Linked DNA regions of Homo sapiens: region 2 is linked to region 1. A link is a loop called in an ENCODE intact Hi-C map of the cell type or tissue named here. Cell type or tissue: mammary epithelial cell. All regions are shown on one strand. Each heading gives the region's core, and the rest is flanking DNA. Links, peaks and the distances in the headings are about the cores only.

Region 1 (12,059 bases), core at 1,488-9,487:
CCCTGCATTCTTTCACAGGGATGTCTGGCCGAAGGGAGCCCTGGGCCCTCTGAAAGCAGCCACTGTGAATTCCTTTAGGTAGGGATTTGATCGGGCTGTTTTCATTCTGCTTTCTATTAACATGAACTGCCAGTGTGTGTTATGTCCAGACAACCACCTTGTGGAAACCCAGAGAAAGCTGCAAAATAGAAACGAGGTAATCTCCTTGAAGTGGCTTGTCAGGGCCTTCTCAGGTCAGCGGGGAGGAGCCGAGCGCCACAGCGTCCTTGAGATCTGAGTGGGGTTGCGAGAGTGCCCGGTGCCTGCCTCCTTACACCCTTGGAAATCACAAAGAGCCTTTATGTCCACTGCAGCCTGTGAATCGGCTTTCATCATTGGCACCAAAGTCCCGCCACTCTCGGGTAATAAAGGACACGAAGATCAATCCTGAGGGAGAAGACTCCAGTTCCAGAATGTCCCTTTGTCCAGAAACAGCTGTGTGGAATTCAAGACTATCCAAGGATGGAAAGATCACAGGATCTCTTTCTTTCATTGTCTACTTGTTCGTCTGGGCACCACACTGTGCTTCTGCCATCTACGGAGCTGCCCACCACCGTGAAGGCGTGAGGCCTTAGGTTAAAGATTTATTCTTTTCTGCAGAGGCTCAAGGTGGCTGTTAACTCTCTCCTTGCCTTTCTTTCATTAAAAAGATTTATATTAATACCATTTGGAAATCTACAGACATAAGAGTATATAAATCACGTACGGACAATTTAAAGAGCAATAAAGCAAATGACACCTGTGTACCCATCTCTAACTTTAAGAAATAAATTCTACTTCTTCTTTCAGGGGCATTGTAGTAATACCAGTGGAACCTTATTTCTCTTTGGGATACTATCTTTTGACATGGCTATGTTATCCTGTCAGGCTAGGAGACTCAGAGCATATTAGGGTATAAGAATAATTAACTTGAGTGTTGGCCTCTGTCCTTTTACCGGTGTACCAAATATTAGCAAACAAAGGCATAGCACTGCAACAAATCACTTTGCTCATGAATGTAGCTCAATTAAAAAATAACCTGTTTCAAAGTTGGTAGACAGTAACCATGTAGATAAACCTCTATCCATCCATCTGCTCATCAATTCATCTGTCTGTCCATCTACCCAATAGTTGATTTATTTGTAACCCATTATTTCATCAATCAAATATTTATTGTGTGCCTACTGTGTACTAAACACTCAACAGACCCAAAAGGAGTGGGAAGAGAATGGGGAAAAGGGTCAGGAGCAGAGCTGTCTTCTAGCCTGTTTTCCTTCTCCCAATTCAAGCATCCTTGACCCTTTCCTCACTGATGTGGGAAATAAAATGATGCCTTTGTCCCAGGTGTCAATATTACAAGGACATTCTACTACTTCTTGGCTCTAATCAATTAGGGACGGTTTGCCTTCTAGATTCTCAGCTCTTCAACTTTCCCCTGAACCCTACTCTCAATCTAGTATGAGTTCAAAAGGACCATAGAACCTTAACCCACCTTGTGCCAGGATGTACTCTGGTGTTCTCTGGGGGTGGCATGAATGCCATATTTGAGAAGGAGCCCCACTTTCAGCTGGGCCTGGTTGGGGAATTGTATAAACAAGTGTCGATCTACAGAGTGACAGCTCTGGGAAATGAGACATTCAGCATATCTTCTGCCACTGTGGAACTTCGGGGTGGGAGCAGGTACATCTCATGGGACAAGGAGAGTGGGTTGGGTATAATAAACTCAGGTTTCCTTAATTTACTTGTTCTTCTCTAGGAAAAAAGGATGGGATCACATGTATTGATACATGTGTTATGTGCCTGGCACTGAGCTAGGTTTGATAGAATTTTGTCTTCATAAAACCCTCCTAGGGAGGTGTTCTTATCCCCATTTTACAGAGGAAGAAACTGAGGCCTTGAGAGAGTAAATGGCTTGCCCAAGACTTCACAGTCCGGAAGAGATGAGGCTGATAGTTGAAGATGTCCTTTGTTTACAACACTGTTCAGCCTCTTCTGTTCAACAGGAGTCAACTGCTAAAGGGCCAACAGCACTGCATCAGAATGTGCTGCAAGTCATCCCAGTCAACGCAACCCATGCCTGCCACAGAGGCACCTGCTGCCCCCGGTACCTGAAACTCTCTACTGCTCCAGGAGGGAACAGGGCTGATTCAGGACACAATGGCAAATTGATCATTTTTCATTTTCTTATAGCCCCCATCACTGCCCTCCTCTTCCTTTTCAATATTTCCACTTCTTTGGCGTTGGGGTATCCAATGCCCCTAGTGCAGAGAAGCAGCCTGACACAATGGGGTGTCTGTGGGTTTGGGATGGAACCCTGGCTCTGCAACCAACTGGGAGACCTCAGGTAAGCTTCAGTTGCCTCATCTGTAAAAACGGCAGCAATGGGGTCTACGTCACATTGGTAGTCTAGTCATAGAAACTGGCATACGCAGCAGAAACTCATCAAATGGGACTCACTTTTTCTTAGCTTGATCTGCCTACAGCATTGCTTCATGACCTTGACCTCTCGTCCTGTGTTCATAGCTGTGTCCAAGGCTTGTTCATCATACCTCTCCCCAATCTTGATTAGTTTTCCTAAGGCATTTGTGACAATTAAAAGTGGAATGGGGCTGGGTGCAATGGCTCAACCTGTAATCCCAGCACTTTGGGAGGCTGAGGCAGGTGGATCAATTGAGGTCAGGAGTTTGAGACCAGCCTGGCCAACACAGTGAAACCCCATCTCTACTAAAAATACAAAAATTAACCGGGTATGGTGGTATACACCGGTAGTGCCACCTCCTTGGGAGGCTGAGGCAGGAGAATCACTTGAACTTGGGAAGTGGAGGTTGCAGTGAGCCGAGATCAGCCCACTGCACTCCAGCCTGGGCAACAGAGTGAGACTCCATCTTAAAAAAAAAAAAAAAAAAAAGAATAGGTAGCTCTTTCTGGACATATCTTTGTATCTTTGCATTTGTTTTTCTAGAAATAGTAACTTAGCCCAAAGAACGAATCTCTGCTGGTGATATTTAAAGCAAAATGATGGTCCACTGAAGAAGATATTTCTGAGCAGATATTTACTGATTCCTAAAATCTTGATGATGAACTCCTTGATGCTCTTCAATATAATCCATTCTGTCTTCTGTAGCTGGCTCTACATGTGAGAATGTTGATGGAAGCTGGAGAAACATATTACCAAACACATTACCATCTTAAACCTAGAACTCATTTAGTTTCTAAACTCTCTCTGTGATTGTATTGTTTGCATCTGTCATTGTAATACCAGTAATCCTTAGACCTAAGCCTCACTAATACAATTAAAACTAGGGAATTATCAGACTGGGAGCTCATTTCATGGTGAAATGTCATGTACTTAACAGTTGCTGATATCTTGTAGCTAACTTTTCACCTCACCTCCACCTGAATGATTTTTATAACCAAACTGCAGTGCATGACCAAATTAGCGATTACTGTGTTTGGGCAAATATGACACATCTCATTTAATGTATATCTTAGTGTGAGACCAACCAACCTCTAAACACACAGAATCTAGATCAATTTCTTTTAAATGAGCACATAGTAATTTTTGTCTAATCACTCTGGAAGAAATAGAAATGTCTGCAATTGCTTTGGAAATTAACCCCACACATGTGCCTGTCCACACACATACATACACACCAAGTGCCATCAAAGGTTACAACTTCTGAATTTTCATGATAATCTTAAAATTGGCTAGGACTTTAGCAATTATTTAATCTGAAGCGTGAAGAAAATGAGGTTTGGGAAAGGGAAGGAAAGCCTGAGTTTGCACTGCTAGTTAGTGATACTCTTTGTCTAGTTTTCCCCCGTGTCCAGTGACACCTATGTTCTTCCTCCTTTCCCCTCTTCCCTTGAGTTCCATGCCCTTTTCTAGACATCTTCTACTAACTACACAACTGGCTCCCCCACTTTCTTTAGGTCTCTGCTCTCCCTTTGCACCCAACATAAAGTGGTGTCCTAACCCTCAGGACTCCTTAGTCTCCATAGCATTTACTCCCAGCTTCCAGCTTGGGGGTTTACTACCTAATGGCTCCAACTAGAATGTAAGCCTCATGAAAGAAAGGACTTTGTTTTGTTCACTGAAAAGTCTGCACCACTGACAACCATGCAGGGTGCACAATAGGTGCTCAATAAATATCTGTTGAATGAATAGACGGGCATCAACTAGTGAGAGGCAGAGACTGCAGAAATGAAGGTGAGCAAAAGTCTTCTGCTATCATGGAGCATTTAGCCTAGTGAAGGAGTCTTGCATTGGCAATCAGGTGGGTGTGATACATTCTATGAGAGGAATTACAAGAGGTCACAGAAGTGTACAACAAGGGGTTTTGACTTGGTCCTGGGGTGCTTATGGACAATAGTGGGAAAAGCCCATGCATACACTGTGTATGTGTTGTGATTACTGAACCAGACTTATAGAACACATTCATCCCTAGTATATTTGAAGATGTTTTGTCAAATGACAAGTTGATTAGGCTTCTGTGTGACTACCTTAGTCTCCAAATAGGCTATGTTTGGTGATTTAAGAGCTTAGCGGAGACACGATTATCCTTTAGATAAGATTGTGTAGGGATACATATTCTAAGCATGGAATCCACCATTGATCCACTGGATTTTTTTTGAATGAATTTATTCCAATGGGAAGGTGGCACTCAAGTTTTCAGTATCTCCCTGGGGAATTCATCTGGGCGAGCAGACTACTAAATGAATGACTACCAAATGAGTTTTGTCTACCAAGGGTCTACCAGAGAGACCACATGATGTCGCTGTTGCTTAAATATATACGAAAACTCTTTTGTGAGGATTAGTTTATAAAGGAAGTTTCAGGAAGATGGAAAAATGTTATTCCAATAAGAGAAACACTTTTATACACATAAAAGGCATTTTTAAACGTAAAAACAGCTGACTTATATACCAAAGCCTCCTTTTAAATTTTTATTTATTATTGTTTTTCCTTTACTCAGCAATATCAAAACGGTCTTGATGTTACCTGATAATTTCTTCTGAAGAATTTAGAGTGCCATTATGTCTAAATATCTTATATATTTAAAACTTGAGGAGTTTTAAAATATAAATGTTTCATTGAAACATTATAAAATTCAGAAGAATACAAATGACACGTGTTGTGAACAGAGGGTTAGAATTACTTCATTTTCTGCACCTGAGACCCTCTCAAAAAATGATCACCAATATGCATAGATTACATCCACCTACATTCCTCAAATCAACATGATTTACTTAATGTTAGTCTATCGCCTGCTTTTAAAAACTTTTTCTCTCCTTTTGCTTTTCTTTCTCTCTTACTTACTTTTTATTTCTCAGAGAATTTTTGTTTCTTTTATCATTTCATGGATTTATTTTGTTAGTTTTAGTTCATTCATTTCTCAAACATTTACTGCATACCTGTTATGTGTAAGATCATATTCTAGGTATTGTAAAAGACAGAAAGTAGGTGAACATATCATTTCCATATACAAGACTCTTACAGTCTTGTAAGATTGAAGACAAATTCACAAAAATAACAGAATGAATCTTTATTGCATGTCAGACCCTCTACCAAGTTTTTAACATGTTATCTCACTTAAACCTCATGATATCTCTTGTTAACTTCATTTTACAGGTGGGAAGACTGAGATTTAGGAAGGATCAATAATTTGTCTAAGGTTAAACAGCTTGTGTATGCGGGGGCTGAGAATCCAATCTCAGTACATTTGGCCACAGAGCCTGAGATATGCTTTTTTAGACTTGCAGTAATATTAGGCAAAATAAGGCAAGTGTTAAATATAGAGGTTCAAAGTGCAATGGAAATTCATATCTGGGGAGGTTTTATGGAGGAAGTGGCATTTGAGTTTGGCTTTGAAGGATGAATAGTATTTCACCTGGTAGAGATGAGAAGGGGGTCTCTACCAAACAAAGGTTTAGTTCTGGCTCATGGTATATTTACAAGCTAAACCAACAAGGGTCTTGGTTCCACACATTGACTCAGGGACCCAAGCTGAAGGGCTACTGTCTTATAGTTGCACACTATGGAACATAAGCAGAAGAGAAAATGATGCGTGAAAGTTGTATTGCCTTTGCCCAAAATTGACTCATGTCACTCTGCTCACATTTCACTGGCTAAAACCAGTCATATGGTCCTGGTTAACTGCAAGAGGGCTGGGAAATGTAGGGAACAGATGGAATATTAATGAACATGCTGTCTCTTCCCTATTATTGTGCTGCCTCCCTGGAAATGTGGAAAATATGCATTATTATCCAGATTTAATCAGTGGATAGACTTGGGTACAGAAAGATTAAGTGACTCACTCAGGATCACGTGGTCACCTTGGTCATAGCTACCAAGAGCAGGTAGCATAGGCAGCTACTGACATAGCATTATTCCAGGAGCCTTCCTACCATCCCCCACTCCCAGGTCTTATTTCCTCCAATGATTGGTTGGAAAAGATGGAATTTCTACAATTTCAAATGATTTTCTTTGGCTTAAGTCCTCAGTACCTTGCAGATCAAAACAGCCTTTGGAGAAATGCCATACTGAGCCTGACCTGTTCAAGCCCCTTTTGGAATGATGGGATGTGGGTGGTGTTTTCTAGCACAAATAAATAAATAAAATAAGCCAGCAAATATAATTTAAAAATGACAGTCATTCTCATTTTAAGCCTGGTGGTTCCCAACCTCTTCCAGTGGAAGATCAACTTACAGGAGGGCATATTTCTCTCATTCACTGGGTATAACTCTGTGACTAGCCTATCGGCAGTACCTGGAAGACCATTTAAAGAATGAGACCATTGTTGTCTGTGGTGAAAGGAGAATTTGCCTGTTGCAAGTGACATACCATGCAACTCTCTTCCAAACAGCAAGGTGCTTACCCATGTGGAAAAAAAAAAAAATGAAAGGAACAGCCAGATTTGGTTACTGTCGGAGCCACATGATTCAGAGATATCCTTGTTAATGACAGTTGCACAGCTGGATAATTAATCAAAGAATGAAGAGAATATAGCGCAGCCTAATGCACACAGCTCCATCCAGTCTCTGCGGGATCAGGCCATCATCTGTTTATTCTCCTTTGGAATGGCTTGAGAATATTCAATTATTCAATAGCTCCCCTCCTTGCTGTGATGGGATGTATGGTTTTTAATTGGCACCAGGGCCTTTCTGCTCCTATGAACTTTGCTAGTCACTCTTGTGATTCTAGTCCCTGGAAGCATGAATGTTTATCTTTATCTAGAGCTGGGTTCAAACAATGCATCTTGAAGTACTGATCAGCTTTTAAAAAGCAGTTCTGCCAAGTGATTGGTGGCAAAATCATGACAAAATCTGCATTTCAATTTTGTCCTTTTTCTTCCTACCTATGTTGTACTTGCCGTAGAACACTGGATAAAAAGTCTATCTGTACCATGAACTTTCTCTGCCATTATAGTTAATTTTGTAAATGTTGTCTTTTCCTTAGGAGAGATTTTGGGTTTTAATATTAGGCTGGTGCATAAATATTTGCCCATTATGGTGTGTTTCTTTGAAGTGCTTTCTGGAGTAGCAATTTAATATTTCTGATATATAAATACAATGTTTTTTCAAACTTAAGACAGAGATTATTATAATTGTACAGAGACATTTATTAAGACATAGATTACCACCTATTTTAGGGCCTTCAAACATAAAGTTACAATGAAATCTCATTAAGTGGGCTGCTTCTACTGCTTTTACCTCTCTAAATATTTGCCCTCTGTAGTGGAATTTTTCTCCTTCAGACGCAAATTTTTCCAACCTTCTGTGTTAATTAACTCAAAATGTTCTTTCCCCGGCTTGGTCCCTGCATGGCTCTGCTAGTCAAGATTCCTAACACTTGCCTGCCAACACTTAGTGTTGCTTCACTGCCTGATCATTTCAAGAGTAATAACTTATCACAAGTCCAACTCCTCAGTCGGTTTTCCAAGCCCTATTTAACCTGACCTTCACAAAGGACCCTGCCTTTTATCTTGCCACCTCCCTACAGACATCTTTTCAGTTGATCTCCTTCTAGGTGCTTTGTAATCAAAGTGAGGTTTTCAGACAGCAGCATCAGTCCTACCTAGGGGCTTACTAACATGCAGAAACTCAGGAGTCATCCAGCTGTGGGGGGAAGGAGAATCTGCATTTCCCAGGTCATTCCTGCACACATCAGTTTGAGAAGCCCTGCCCAAGACATAGAAGCTGCAATCTTGCTTCTATGTCTTTGCTTATACTGTTCCCTCCTGAATGCTGTCTCTTCTTCCATCCACTTCGGTAAGTTATTTTATTTTATTTTATTTTATTTTTTTGAGATGGAGTCTCACTCTGTCACCCAGGCTAGAGTGCAGTGGCGTGAGCTCAGCTCACTGCAACCTCCGCCTACTAGGTTCAAGAGATTCTCCTGCCTCAGCCTCCCGAGTAGCTGGGATTAAAGGCACCCACCACCACACCCGGCTAATTTTTGTATTTTCAGTAGAAACAGGGTTTCACTATGTTGGCCAGGATGGGCTTGAACTCCAGACCTCAAGTGATCCGCCTGGCTTGGCCTCCCAAAGTGCTGGGATTATAGGCATGAGCCACTGTGCCCAGCCCACTTACATAAATTTCATTCATCTTTTTGGGGCCAGCCAGTTGTTCTCTCACTTTCTTCCCTAAACTTTGTCATGATACATTTTAAATTGAGTCTTAGTTTGAAGGTAGTTTTTAAAGACAGATCATTAGACAAAAAACTACAGAGTCAAAAATACCCTTTCTTGGAGATTAAAGTTGTCTGTCAAATAAAGCACAGATGAATTAGTGTATCTCATGCTGCCTGTGGGTAAGTTCATCCGTGGTCAAATTTTCCTCCCCTATCAGAACATTTTGCCATTTCTTTGGTTGAATACCAGATTCGCTGAATGGCTTGTGTTTAGGAACTATATGGTCTAGAGAAGTATGACTCCCCCACTTCCAAGTTGATATAGCTGAATTTTTGTTAATTTACATAAGAAGTAACTCTCCTGAAATCAGGCCTGATGTGTTCCCACTTGTGTATTTTTTTGTTGTTGTTGTTCTTTTTTTGAGATGGAGTTTCGCTCTTGCTACCCAGGCTGGAGTGCAATGTCGCAATCTCGGCTCACTGCAACCTCTGCCTCCCGGGTTCAAGTGATTCTCCTGCCTCAGCCTCCCGAGGAGCTGGGATTACAGGCATGTGCCACCAGGCCCGGCTAATTTTGTATTTTTAGTAGAGACAGGGTTTCTCCATGTTGGTCAGGCTGGTCTTGAACTTCTGACCTCAGGTGATCCACCCGCCTGGGCCTCCCAAAGTGCTGGGGTTACAGGTGTGAGCCACTGCGCCTGGCCTCCCACTTGTGTTTTTATTGCCATGTCGAGTTGGATCTGGTCAGAGCAAATGAATTATTGGGACTATTTCAAAAATATGTTTTGGATTCTTTTGAATTAATTATGAATCATTCCCTTTTCATTAAAGAAAGAATCTCAAACATGTAATACATTTTTTTAAAGTAGAAAAAAAAGAAAAACATTTTCTAACTCCTTACAAGGCTTATTTAGAATGGCAAAGAACAGGGAAACAAAACAAGAAGAATGAAAATGAAAAGGAGGAGAAGAGGAAGGAAGAGAAAGTACCCCCATACAAAGTTTAAATAGTAGAAAGATACATTTTAAGTAGGTTAATATTGCCTGTTATGGACCGAATTGTGTCCCTCAATTTATATGATGAAGCCCTAACCCCCAATGTGATTACAATTGGAGATAGGGCCTTTAAGGAGGTAATTAGGTTAAATCAGGTTATAAGGGTGGGGCACTAATTCGATAGGACTGGTGTCCTGATAGAAGAAGAGGAAGAAACCATGGAGCTCTCTCCCTCTTTCTCTCTCCACAAGTGCACAGAGGACAAGACCATGTGAACACACAGTAAGAAGGCAGCTATCTGCAAAGAAAAGAGGCTGCACCAGAAACCAGCTTTGCCGGCACCTTGATCTTGGACTTCTAGCCTCCAGAATGTGAAAAAATAAATGTTTGAGCTTCCTAGTCTATGGTTTTTGTCATGGCAGTCTAAAATGACTAATATATTGCCTATTCAAGATCATTGTCCTAAGGACAGGATAGATTGATGTTTTATAGCCTGAGGTCTCATTATTTTGGCTGTTACAAAGCTAGAACTAAAGTAATATGATTCCTTGTGTAGCTATTGGTCAGTCCATTTCAGCAATTGCTTCTACTTGATGATGTCTGTGAGATGAACAGAGTAAAATTGCTTGTTTATTCTTATAACTATTTAGATTCTAACCAAAAGCTGCAACCTCCAAATATTTCCCAATGCATTTAGGATTTTCAAATGGATTACCTAAATTGTGAAAAAAGGTGAAACTGAAACTCAAGTTAGTTTTCTATGGTAATGATGTTACTGCAGAAATCTGGTGGGAATTTTAAATAGTTGTAGTGTTACCTCTTTAGCTAAGAAAACATTCTTCCAGTAGATCAGAGCAGTAAAGGTGGGAATGTCTTTTTCTCTAATATAGGCTTCTCAGTGAGGTGTTAAGTGCAAAGCTTACATTCTCTCTTTTTCCTTTAATGGAGAAAAAAAGACTGTAGGAGGTAGAATTCAAAGTGCTAAAATTGAGGCATGAGAGAAGTGGAAGATGTAGACATTACAGTGCTTCTTCTCTAATGAGGAATCACATCCAACATTCAGGATTCATGAAGAGAACTAGCTGAGGAACTTGACACGAGCTTATGTTTGGTGCATGTGCCTCTTAATGTTTCGTATTTCATAATATTCTGCATCTAATATCCATGGCTGTCAAATGGCTTGACAAATATTTCATTAATGTTATTTTATGGTAGGATTGGGATGCTTGGGGGTTACATAGAACTTGGGGTCTTGAATTTGGTCTCTCTAAATTATGTTATTTTTCTTCATTGGTTTGAAGTGTGTCTATGTAGACATATTGCTGGGGAAAATAACTTAAAGCATATAAATACATTTGTTAAGTATAACATTTCACTCCCCCATGCTTCTTCCTTGAAAACTTTAAGACTCCAGCATTTATTGTTTCAATGGCATGAGTCTTACTGGGATCACATGACCAAGTGGACAGATTTTTGTGAAAGTCAGGAAGTTTGGGTTTCAATTCCATTTCCACTTCAAATCTTATGTGTCCCCTTGGCTGGGCCATAGTGCCCAGATGTGTGGTCAAACATTATTCGGGATATTTGTGTGAGGGTGTTTTGGGATGAGATTAACATTAAGATTGGTAGACTTTGAGTAAAGAAGGCTGGCCTTCCTAACGGGGTTGACCTCATGCTACGAGTTGAAGGCTTGAATAGAACAGAAGACTGACCCTCCTCCCAGTAAGAAGGAATTCTGCCAGTAGACAGCGTTCGGGCTTGAGCTATAGCATTGGCTTTTTTCTGGGTCTTCAGCCTGATGTCCTTCGAGCTTGAACTACAGCATCAACTCTTCCCTGGGTCTCCAGCCTGCCAGCCCACCCTGAAGATTTTGGACTTGCCAGCCTTCATAATCACATGAGCCAATTCCTTAAAATGAATCTCTTTATATGTAAATAGAGAGAGAAAGAGAGAGAGAGGTGTATATATATACATGCACATTGTCTTGGTGCTGCTTCTCTGCAGAACCTGACTCTATGGAATCCTGGCTCTGGCCCTTCTCCTCTCTGAGGCCCATGTTTGCCATCTGTAAAGGGAGGAAGTAGAACTGTATAGCTTCTAAGGCCCCTTAGAAATTAAAAATTGCAGGATGCAAACACCTGCTAGTTTTGACATGTACGATTTTTACAAAGAGTAATAAAAGCAAATTCCGGAGAAGTACTAGATAAAAATGTGGAAACACTCCTCATTCCCTGACTTTTGCTTAACATTTAGAGCAGTTTGGTCAGTCTCTGCTATGGTAAAATACACATGTCTCGGCATTGTCCCCAAACACAAAATGTGGCTGGGTTCTGCTGCCAAGTCTTTCCTCCTCTGTCATAGTCCTCTCCTCCTTCCCAAACACCACCATCCTGCCGGCATTATCATCCCTG
Region 2 (12,059 bases), core at 2,497-10,496, 110 kb before region 1:
TCAAGTATTTAATATTTGCACTAGAGGAACTTTAGAATATTTTTTCCATTATAATAAAAGTAATGTGTATTTATTGTAAGAAGAAAAGACAATACTAAAACAATTCATATATACAAAGAGTAGCCATAATTATTAGTTTGGTGAATGTATTAGTCTGTTCTAGCATTGCTATAAGGAACTACCTGAGACTGGGTAATTTATAAAGAAAAGAGGTTTAATTGACTCACAGGTCAGCAGGCTGTACAGGAAGCATGCCTGGGAGGCCTCAGGAAGCTTACAATCATGGCAGAAGGTGGAGACAAACCAGGCATGTCTTACGTGGCCAGAGCAGGAGGAAGAGAGAGAAGGGGAAGCTGCTACACACTTTTAAACAACCAGGTCTGTTGAGAACTCACTATCATGATACCAGCAAGGGGGAATCTGCCCCCATCATCCAATCACCACCAGGCCTCTCCTCCAACATGGGGGATTACAATTTGATATAAGATTTGGGCGGGGACACAAATCCAAACCATATCAGTGTAGATGTTTCTAAAGAAAAAAATATATAATGTAATCTCATTTTTTGGAAACACATATTTGCATATATAAATTTCTAAAGATATCTTCAGGCAAATGCTTTCATAAAATGAAGCCTTCTGTTCTAGAATGAGTAATTACTGCTCTCTCCCCCAAACATGGCAGGCTTATAAAATCTGATTTTTAAATATTTATTTGCTCATCTTAAATCCAGACCCAAATCCACTGGCATAATTGGCAGAACATTCCTAAGAATATTGGCTTCTAAGTATTGTCTTCAGTTGGTGTGTATAGAAATGGACCCCTGAAGAGTGAAGAAGGGCTTTGGGATATAAATGCTGATTAGGAATGACACTGTAGGTCAAATGGTTTTTTTTGTTTGTTTTTTTGTTTTTGAGATGGAGTCTTGCTCTGTTTCCCAGGATGGAGTGCAACAGCGTGATCCTGGCTCACTGCAAACTCTGCCTCCCAGGTTCAAGCGATTCTCCTGCCTCAGCCTGCCGAGTAGCTGGGATTACAGGTGCCCACCACCACGCCCAGCTAATTTTTGTATTTTTGGTAGAGATGGGGTTTTGCCATGTTGGTCAGGCTGATCTTGAACTTCTGACCTCAGGTGATCTGCCAGCCTCGGCCTCCCAAAGTGGTGGGATTATAGGCGTGAGCCACCGAGCCCAGCTGGTTAAGTGTTTTTATGGGTCATGAAGCTTTCGTCATAAGTAGCTGAAGTATCCTAATAGCAATTTTTTTTTTTTGAGATGGAGTCTCACTCTGTTGCCTAGGTTGGAGTGCAGTGGTGCAATCTAGGCTCACTGCAGCCTCTGCCTCCTGGGTTCAAGTGATTCTCTTGCCTCAGCCTCCTGAGTAGCTGGGTAGCTGGGATTATAGGTGCCTGCCAACAAGCCCCAGCTAATTTTTGTATTTTAGTAGAGACAGGGTTTCACCATGTTGGCCAGGCTGGTCTTGAACTCCTGACCTCAGGTGATCTGCCCACCTCGGCCTCCCAAAGTGCTGGGATTACAAGCATGAGCCACCACATCCGGCCCTAATTGGGATTTTACAGAACTATTTTTGTGGCTTTTCAGTAACAATTTTCCTGTAGTAAAGATCTTGGTATTTGAAGAAACCTTTTTTCACATTATGATTTCAGAAAAAGAATTTCTAGAATACAAAGAAAATTTTTATTCTAATAATTGCTATCAGTCAAAGTTGAATGAAGAAAAGAGAAACCATGTTAATTATTTCAAGCAGAAGAAATTTAATGCGGGGAATTGGTTAACCCAGAGATTAATACTTTGAGAAAAGAGCTAACATCTTAGGTATTGAGAGAATATAAGGGGAGAAGTGATGTTATCAAAATCTAGGATCTTGGAGAAGTATCTGGAGGACTGATGCTTGGATTTCTGATTGATTTGTGATGCTTTGTGGTTAGGGCTTGGGCATCCCAAGGGATGGGGCCAGCTGGTGCTCAGACTGCCACATGGGGTTGAGGGACAGCCGTGGCGGCTGCAGCTGGTCCCTCGGATGGGGTACATTGAAGTAGGAGGCTTGTTGTGCACTGCTGCTGGAGAGATGTCAACTCACGCTAGAAGTGCTAAGTGAGTTTCTTCTCAGTACCTCCCATCTTCCTATTTCTTGCCCGTGTTTTCCATTGGTGGAAGCTAACTGAGAACCAGTTGATGAGAGAGTCTGAGAAGTAGGTGTGACTCCTAGCTCCAGCCTTATGGTGTGGTATCTGAAAAGGTGGGCTTGAAGCTTATAGACAACAGAGAAATAACTGGCAAATGCATCGTGTGTTTAAGCATAATAATGTAGAACTTTGGCCTTTAGGGATTCACACCTACAGTTTCAACTGTACCATAAGCAGCCTACCACTCCATTACATATTGTAATTTGTAGTTTTCTTTTTCTTTTCTTTTCTTTTTTTTTGAGACAGAGTTTCACTCTGTCGCCCAGGCTGGAGTGCAGTGGCACAATCTCAGCTCACTGTAGCCTCTGCCTCTCGGGTTCAAACCATTCTCCTGCCTCACCCTCCCAAGTAGCTAGGGCTACAGGTGTGAGCCACCATGCCCAGGTAATTTTTGTATTTTTAGTAGAGATGGGGTTTCCCTATGTTGGCCAGTCTGGTCTTGAACTCCTGGCCTCAAGCGATCCACCTGCCTCAGCCTCCCATAGTGCTGGGATTACAGGTGTGAGCCACTGCCCCCAGCTAGTAATTTGTATTTTTCTTAAGGCACAAATTCAAATCATGTTCCATTAGGTGGGTATGCTGAGTGACTTGGCTGCGAAACCTAGCACCCTTGTGCCAGTGAAGTTTTCTCTGTTCCTGTTAGCAATGCTTACGAAGTGTCTAACATTTTTTTGTGTTGTTGATGGAGGTGAGGGAGGAATGAGGAACTCCAAGAAGGTGTGGAGCAGTGGCTCAGCTCTGAATTCGGTGAGTTCGCTCTACATTTCATAACAGAGGTTCCAAGAGTTCATGGATGCATCTGGTCAATACGATGAGTTGAATTTGTTGTCATGAATTATAAATGGGAAAATTTCTCCTTAAAATTGGGATTTTAGCTTTTTTTTTTCTTTTTTTGCCTGAAAAAAATTGAAAGATTCAGTGATATTGGGCCCACATTCTCTCAAGAAAACAATTTGCTGAATCCGGTAGTGGACAGAGACACCCGTCAGCCCCCAGGGTTCCACTTTCCTCATTTAGGCCTTTTCATGTGCCGGTTTCTCCCTTTTGACATCCAGATTGCAACCCCTACTCTACAAGTAAAAAGAAAGTGATTCATGAAATTATTTTAGTGAGTACCCCGGAAAGTACAAACATTGCCTTTTCTGTTGGAAATTTTATGTTCTCGGGGGTTCATCAATTAGGATTCTCTTGGATACAAATGATAGAAACACAATTTGAACCACCTGGGCAAAAGTGAGCTAATTGGCTTTTACAACCAAAGTACATAAAGACAGTGGTGGGAGCTGACCCCAGGGAAGGCCAAAGCCAGAGATTCCAACAACTTCATTTTCTCAGACTGCCTTCTGCACAGGGCTGGAACGATGGATGCCTGTGTTCCTCTTAATCGGATAGAAAAAGGGTCTCTCCTAGTAACACTGAGAAAAAAATGCTGGAAAAAATCAATAGAGTGCCCAGCTGGTATCTTGTGCATGTCACTGAACCAGTCTCTAGAGGGGAGGGTGGATGCCAGGACTGCCCACCTATGTCAGTTCCTCTTCCTGGCAGGGAAGTAGGATCTGCTCTTTTCAAACCAGGTGAGCAGAAGAGGGAGGAACAATTTCCTCAAATGAAGGGGTGTACGGTTACCAGAAGAAGAAGGTAGACAGTCTGGGCAATATAGCAGAACCCCATCTCTGCAAACAAATTAGCTGGGCCTGGTGGTGTGTGCCTGTGATCCCAGCTACTCGGGAGGCTGAGATGAGAGGACTGCTTGAGCCTGGGAGGTCTTAGGCTGCAGTGAGCCATGATTGCACCAGTGCACTCCAGCCTGTGTGACAGAGTGAGAAAGAAAAAACAAAAGAGGAGGTAGAGATAATAAATGTCTACTCTGAGGGTTATTCAAAAATTGGAGCTGTCGTGAAGATCTGATTGTCTTCCTTGTACACATTGTGCAGACCTTCCACAATGTGCAGACCTTCCACAGCCTTTGCACTATGACTGTATCCCCACCCTTTGCATTCTGACTTCGTAGCTTCTTCCATCAAGAGTGACTTGCTTTGGCCAACAGACTGCTGTCAACAGGCAGTGAAAATGACACCTTGCCAGTTCCAAGCCTAGCCTCAAGAAGCCTGTGCCCATCTGTTCTATCTCTTGGCAGTTTTCCCAGCTGCCAGGTGAACATGTCCCAGGCTAGACTCCTGGAGGATGAGAGACCACGTGGAGCAGAATCAAGGTGTCTTAGGTGAGGCCATCTAAGACCAGCCAGCCTCACTCAGGCTAACTCAGCAGCTGATTGAAGATGCGTGGGCAATCCCAGGCAAAATGAGATCAGCTGAAGGAAGCCTAGCATGGCCTAGACAAGAAGAATCACCCAGCTGACCCAGAGACTCCTGAGCAATGATAAGACTACATTCTGGGAGTGTTTGCTATTCAGCAATAGCTAACTGACATGTCAAGCAGTTACCCTGGTGTGTATTAAACAGCCTCCGAAAGTTGAGTAGAAAAGAGAAGCAGATATTTACATTGCTTATTCTTGTGTGATAGCTAAGACAGAAGCTACTGAACATTATCATGCAAGAGAACCAACTTTTTTTTAAGGTCATGACTATTTCTCAATATTCATTGAGAAATGATTTAGTGGTAAAGATAATTGATTTTGAAATATCGTAAACTACACAACATAACAATAGTAGGATAGAGGCACCCAAGAGAGTAAAATTGTACTGTGAGAATGGAAGAGGAAGGGCATCGCAGGGAAAAACAGGCTGTTCTTAGCTATGAGCATCTTTCCCTGAATTACCTCATTCAGTCTCTTCAAGTTTCCACCTTGAGTCATATACTGCAACCTAAGGACTGCTTATGCACTTTGTATTAAATAGTGCCTTTTTAAAAAATGCATTTCTCCTTGCTTATGTTCATAGTCATTTCTTCACATGCTTCTACTTCTGTGAGGGAATAAAAGAAGAAAGGGGACCTTAAAGAGAACCAGCCCATTTGGTTAAAGATTAGTAGCTCTTGTGAAAGGATTAGTAGAAGGAGTCGGCTTTATCTCTTATTTCAAATTTCCAAACCGCCTGTTCTCTGCTCTCTTACTAAATTTCACAGTTGATCATAAAAGAAAACAACCTGCAAAATAAGTTTAGGGTAACTGTGAACATTTTTCTGATATTCACCCTTACTGAAACTTTCCAATAGGCAAGATAAAGATGTAAAAAAAAAAGATATGCTTTTTCCTCCATAGGAAGACACTTACCAGTTTCTTCTTAGATAACTGGAAACAAATGTTTTTAAAATTATTACTCTGTCTTTCCTGTTTCCTTGCCTCCAATGTAGGCCATCTGGGTCATGGCCCAGTTAGATGGGTGGTTGCAGGTTCTACGTTTCCTGGCCTCTCATTTCTGGAATCAAGTTGGTGTGAGTACAATTCTTATTTTGTATTTTTTTTCCATTTAGCGTCACATGGATGATCTGAAGTTCTGAAGGCCATATTCTTCTAGCCCATTCTCGAGACTGAGGAAAATCCCTGATGCTTTGAGACGATAGCCCCTAGCCAGGTTCATAGCATGGAGTGGTTACTAGGGGACGGGGTAGGCAGAGCCCTTGCCTTCAAGGAGTTAGAGATCGCCTGGCACGGAGTCAACAGGAACGTGAGCATGAATGTGCGCCGCAGTGAAGTGACATAGCTTGATTAATTGCTTCTTTTATAGTACTATTTGTAGGGACGCAAGAGAGGGCAGTGCTGTACAGCTGCCCCACTGCAGAGCAGCCCTGCTTGGCCCTGTATCTTTTCAGGCAACCCAGTCCTTCCACAGCAAGGCTGTGTAGCTGATGTCTTGGACATTGTATAGACAAGGCTTTGACTGGAGAAGGCTGAAATAGGATTTGCATGGATAATGGTAATGCAGAAATTTAGGTACGGTACTTACTCCACCAGCACAGGGATGAATGGCCTCATTCCTTAGAAACAAATGGATGAAGAGAGTAGTTGACTTGCCTCCGGCAGCACAATCAGCAGGTGCTGAAGCCAGAACTTGAATTCAGGGATCTGAAACTTGAGTCCAGGTGCTGAAGCTTCATCCCACACTGTCTCTCGACTCTCAGGGGGCTCTGTTCACACCATTCTCACATAGGGAAGTTAATAAGACAGAGCATGTAGAAAGAGGTGACTGGTAAGTGGACCAAACAAAAAACTGAATCAAATCAAATCAAAACAAAACAAATCGCCTGGGCGTGGTGGCTCACGCCTGTAATCCCAGCACTTTGGGAGGCCAAGGTGGGTGGATCACTTGAGGTCATGAGTTGGAGACCAGCCTGGGCAACATGGTGAACAAAAATTAGCCGTGCGTGGTGGTGAGCACCTGTAGTCCCAGCTACTCAGGAGGCTGAAGTGGGAGGATCATTTGAGCCTAGGAGGTCGAGGCTGCAGTGAGCTGAGATCACCCCACTGCACTCCCGCCTGCACCACAGAGAGAGATTCTGTCTCAAAAAAGAAAAAACAACAAACAAACAAACAAACAAACAAACCCCAAACAAACAGGACCAAAACTAAAAAGCAAATCTAAATCAACAAAATCCCGAAGTTAGGTCTTTCCCCCATCCATGTCAGCAGTCTCTGTGTTGTCCACCAGATGTCAGTAGCTCCACATAGTTTTTCTCTGTTCTGGTTCTGTCTGTGCAGCTACTGAGTACACGGGTAGGGTTGTTTTGTGTTACAATGTAAAGCAGTCTGATCACAGCACCCCACTCACTTCTCAATATTTTGTATTAAATTAAACTCAGAAAATCAGTTAAGGCTACATAAACGCCCTAAAAAATGATAAAACAATGACTTCTCCTTCTCCCCTGCTAGAAGGTAAGGCTGCCCCAGGTGCTCACATGAGGGCATACGTGCACACACACGCACTTCGCTGCATCCACCCCCACACCTGCCCTCTCCACGCGTGACACACTTCTGTTCATCCACACAGACACAGGCCCACACCAACCCACACATATCCACCCCCAATATCCACTCCACACACCACACAACCCACCCCATCCACCTCCTATCCACATTACACACACACACACACACACACACACACACACCTCGCTGCCCTGTGACATTACAAACCAGAATCACTTCTTCAAGAATCCCTTAAAATCCCCTGAGACTATAAGGTAAGTAGAAAAGTTTTTTCTGTATCTATGTCATTAGTGTCATTCCTGAATCTTTCCTAACAATATTAAAAACTACCGGCTTTTTTTTTTTTTTTTTGATGAAGTCTTGCTCTGTCACCTAGGCTAGAGTGCAGTGGCATGATCTTGGCTCACTGCAACCTCCACCTCCCAGGTTCAAGCGATTCTCCTGCCTCAACTTCCTGAGTAGCTGGGATTACAGCCCGCCACCATGCTCGGCTAATTTTTGTATTTTTGGTAGAGATGGGGTTTCACCATATTGGCCAGGCTGGTCTCGAACTCCTGACCTCAGGCGATCCACCCCACCTTGGCCTCCCAAAGTGCTGGGATTACAGACATGAGCCACTGTGCCCCAACTAAAAGCTTTTGGCTTTTTAAAAATAGCCACACTCCAGGACCTCCACAACTTTAAAAAAATCTTACTTCCTCAAAATCCACTGAAAAAAGGTACTTCTTATCTTACCCATTCACAAACCTATGTCCATCTTTCCTAAACAATTCTTCTGTTGGCATTTCTCTTATATCTACTCTTACATCCCCAGTTCCCAGTGAGCTCTCAAAGTAGCTGTCTATTTCTTAGTAAAAACCACATGTTAAGTATCCAGTAAATTCAAGATCTCTAACTTCAAATATCTCCCCAGAAGCAGAATTTTCAACTTCTATTCTTTTTTTCCTTTACGAAAGCACCATCTACTGGCTATAGTTGGTATTGTAGCTCAGTTCCAGTTAATGCCCAACCCCAAAAGAAGCAACAGAGCTTCTTTTGTAATTAAATGATCAGGGTATAAACAGTGATACGATTTTTATTACAAAAATAGTTTCTAATTTCATATTACACCATTTTCCATGAATCTAATTCACATTTTATTTATTTATTTATTTTGAGACAGGGCCTCGCTCTGTTGCCCAGGCTGGAATGCAGTGGCACAATCTCAGCTCATTGTAGCCTCCACCTCCCGTGCTCAAGTGATTCTCCCATCTCAGCCCCCCGAGCAACTGAAGCTACAGGCATGTACCACCACGCCTGACTAATTTGTGTGTATGTGTGTGTGTGTGTGTGTGTGTGTTTTGTAGAGACGGGGCTTCACCATGTTGCCCAGTCTGGTCTCCAACTCCTGAGCTCAAGTGATCCGCCCACCTTGGCCTCCCAAAGCGTTGGGATTACAGGCATGAGCCACTGCGCCCGGCCTCTCATTACACATTTTAAGTCGTTATCTTTAGCCATGGGGTGACTTCCTTCTTGGTCACTGAGGCAGCATGTGCATGTTGGGGTGACGTTTACTGTTTCTATAAGTTGTACCAAAACATCTACTTAACCTTTTACATTTGTGCCATTCCTTCACATAAAGACATATGGTACCCCTTCCCCATCAAATCTTTATCTTACCCCACATATTTTATATTATTTAAATTGGGTCATCTGTTACACTCAAATTTTTGCTTTTATGAAACTCTGTCTTTGATAATATAATAGATGCTAATGGGGGAAATAATGTATGTTTTGGTGAAAATTGTTCTAAGGTCAAATTTTCAGGATTGATCTATTTCATGATGTAGGCATTATTTATAATTCACAAAATAAGCCTATTTCTCTTTTTTTAGACAGACTCTCACTCTGTCACCCAGGCTGGAGTGCAGTGGTTCGACCTTGGCTCAATGCAACCTCCACCTCCCAGGTTCAAGTGATTCTCCTGCCTCCGCCTCCTGAGTAGCTGGGATTACAGGCACGTGCCACCACGCCCAGCTAATTTTTGTATTTTTAGTAAAGACAGGGTTTCACCATGTTGGCCAGGCTGGTCTCGAATTCCTGACCTCAGGTGATCCACCCACAGTGGCCTCCCAAAGTGCTGGGATTACCGGCGTGAGCCACCATGCCCAGCTTGGCTTTTTAGATTTATTAAAAATTGCAACTGACTAGGGACAGTCCCAGATAGTGTTAATAGAGTTAATACGTTCATTCCATCTCTATCAATATGTGTTTTGTATACTAAAATCTTATGAGATTTTGTTCTGTAACTTGGGAAAGAGAAAGAAAAATATTTTGGAGAAGAAAATCGGGGAATAAAAGTGGGGAAAAAGGAGCTGGGAAGAAAGAGGAAGAAAAAGAAAGCAGTGTATAATGTAATTATCTTCCTGGCTTATATTTGAACTCCTCTGGATAGAGGAATGATGACCAGAAGTTATGAATTATTTTATAAACACAAAAGTTGATAAAACCTTTCAAAAGACACTTTGTGATTCTCTTGGCATAACAGAGCTGCCTTAGTGACCAGATGTCACAATGTGATACAGAGCCAGAGAGGAAGTCATTTTTGTCCATGATGCAAGGAACCCAGCATTTTGACAACCCAGATGGAATGTGGAGCTCCCATGGAAGAAACGTGTCATCTGGAGGCCTGCATAACCACTGCATTCTCCAGATGGGCACTGGAAGCGCTGAGGCTTCCCACCCAGAAGGTCCACGTGGTGGACAAGGGCAAGTGACAACCAGAGCCACGACTCAAAAGAGGGTGGCTGCTTCAGGCTGATTTCCTTTGACAGACTGGTTTATGGACGTGTGCAAGGGCCTCTCTTTGGGAACTGTCAGAAATGACAGGAGAGATACAAGAAGGTCAACGTCTGGAAATCCGACAAAATGGGCTTAATTCATTGTAATTTTGTTTGCTTTTAAAAAATTAAATCTCTGTCTATATGTGTATATATACATATTTTAAATACATATATATTTAAATACATATATCTGTATTTTAAATACATATATCTGTATTTTAAATACATGTATATTTAAATACATATATCTGTATTTTAAATACATGTATATTTAAAATACATATATCTGTATTTTAAATACATGTATATTTAAATACATATATCTGTATTTTAAATACATGTATATTTAAGTACATATATGTTTTTATATATACGTATATTAAAATACATATATGTATTTATATACATATAAAAACATATATGTATTTATATATACGTATATTAAATTACATATATGTATTTATATATACATATATTAATACATATATGTATTTATATATACATATATTAATACATATATGTATTTTATATATACATATATTTATTTATTTAAATACATATATGTATTTTATATATACATATATGTATTTTATATATACATATATGTATTTATTTAAATACATATATTTACATACATTTATGTATTTTAAATACCTCATTAGGTATTTAAAATGCATACAAATATAAAATAAATATAGGTATTTGAAATATATATAAAAATATAAAAAACATATAGGTATCTTAAATACCTAATGAGGTCTGGGATATCTGGGCAATGTCTATTAGCTTAACTAACAGCGTCAGTGATAACCCTTATTACCCATGGTAAGAAGCAAGCGGGTATAACATGGATAATTAGTACGTCCAGAGGAAATGGAGAGGGCATAGAACCCACTCGAGCTTCTATATTCCAATTACTTCCGGGATTGCGTGGATAAATAACATGGCTGTAAACAGGGGAGAGGGGATGAGAATAGTTTAAAACCCATGCATGTAGCTTGACTGATTGGTTCTAGAAGTTACCAGGGCATTGATCAGGGTTAGCGGGGCGCTTGGCTGATTCCTTCTGCAAAGCACATGCTAGTTTTCACACTTGCATGTGAAACGTCTAAAGCCATATCAGAACTGAGACAGGAAATGAAAGGTGATAAAACCACAGCCCCCCACTCCAGCTCCGCTCTGCACAGCTGCTCTGCTTCTTCACACAGGCCGACTTCAATGGAAGCTCGATGCATGCAGAACTGCCCAGGGACCTGGCCTCTTCACCTCATCACATTTTGAGGTGGGCAACACCAGCTTTTGAATCAGGAAGCAATTTGAAAATCAGTCATGTTTGGATCCCTCAGGCCTGGTTTCATCTGATTAATAAGCTCTGCTTTCAAAGCTCCCCCTGGACAGTCTCCCTCCCCAAACCCACTCTCCAAGTGTCTGCAAGCCGACTCCTCGGCTCCCTTTTGAGCAGGTCCAGCAATAGGAATCGGGCAGCCTTACCCAGAAGGACTAGCCCAGCATCGGCTGACCTTGCCAGGAGGAATTTCTCTCTCCAGCTTGAATTTCCTTCCTGCCTAACTTTAGGCCTTTACTGGGGACCACGCTCCCCTTTGACCACCCGGAATAAATCTCCCCTGCATCCCTGACAGCTGCTGATTTGGCTTCTTTCTTATTTTTTTTTTTAATTGAAAGTAAACCTTCAAAGTGGCCCAGCCACCTGAGAAGCTCGGCTGAGCGTGGCAGCTGGGCAGTGAACCTGAAACAGCGGCGCGGCGTTTCACCGGGTCCCCTCCCGCTCAGGGCAGAAATCATGGGGTTTTGTGGGCTGCCAGGGCCGCTTAGCTTTCAATTTAGCTTTTGCATTAGAAAAAGGGAATATGGACATGGGTCAAATGATTGTGGAGTGATTTTGAAAGTAGCTGTGTAACAGGCGAGAGATGGGGGCAGGGGGAGGTTTGATTTGCAGGCAGAATGCAAGTTTATTTATAAGAGAAATCTAGGGGTGTCTTTGTGCTTTCCTGTTAGACTCTTGGAAGCACTTTGAAGAAGGAAATAAAATTTAAAAAACATATTCAAATTTAACAATCAGTCTTGAACACCGGGAAGCGACAATGTACAGGATGGCACAGAGAGGGTCAAGATTGCTAGAATTTTC

Evidence for each region. Peaks named below come from ENCODE experiments on the same cell type or tissue, not always from the same donor. Only the 100,000 strongest peaks of a DNase experiment are listed, where the experiment ranks them.
Region 2: a loop joins it to region 1, with 6 times the contacts of the local background. A loop is called at or near these places in 6 of 110 quality-filtered maps.

The regions. Positions count from the first base shown.
Region 1 is chr18:24,595,466-24,607,524 of GRCh38, forward strand. No RefSeq gene overlaps it. Among named protein-coding and RNA genes, the nearest start is that of LINC01915, 27 kb to the right of the region's middle. In mammary epithelial cell, for the core only: a CTCF peak has its summit at 4,789; no DNase peak of the experiment used is centred there.
Region 2 is chr18:24,481,032-24,493,090 of GRCh38, forward strand. No RefSeq gene overlaps it. Among named protein-coding and RNA genes, the nearest start is that of HRH4, 26 kb to the left of the region's middle. RefSeq lists a silencer at 10,950-11,009 and an enhancer at 11,190-11,359. In mammary epithelial cell, for the core only: CTCF peaks have their summits at 6,810 (motif pointing right) and 8,062 (motif pointing left); no DNase peak of the experiment used is centred there.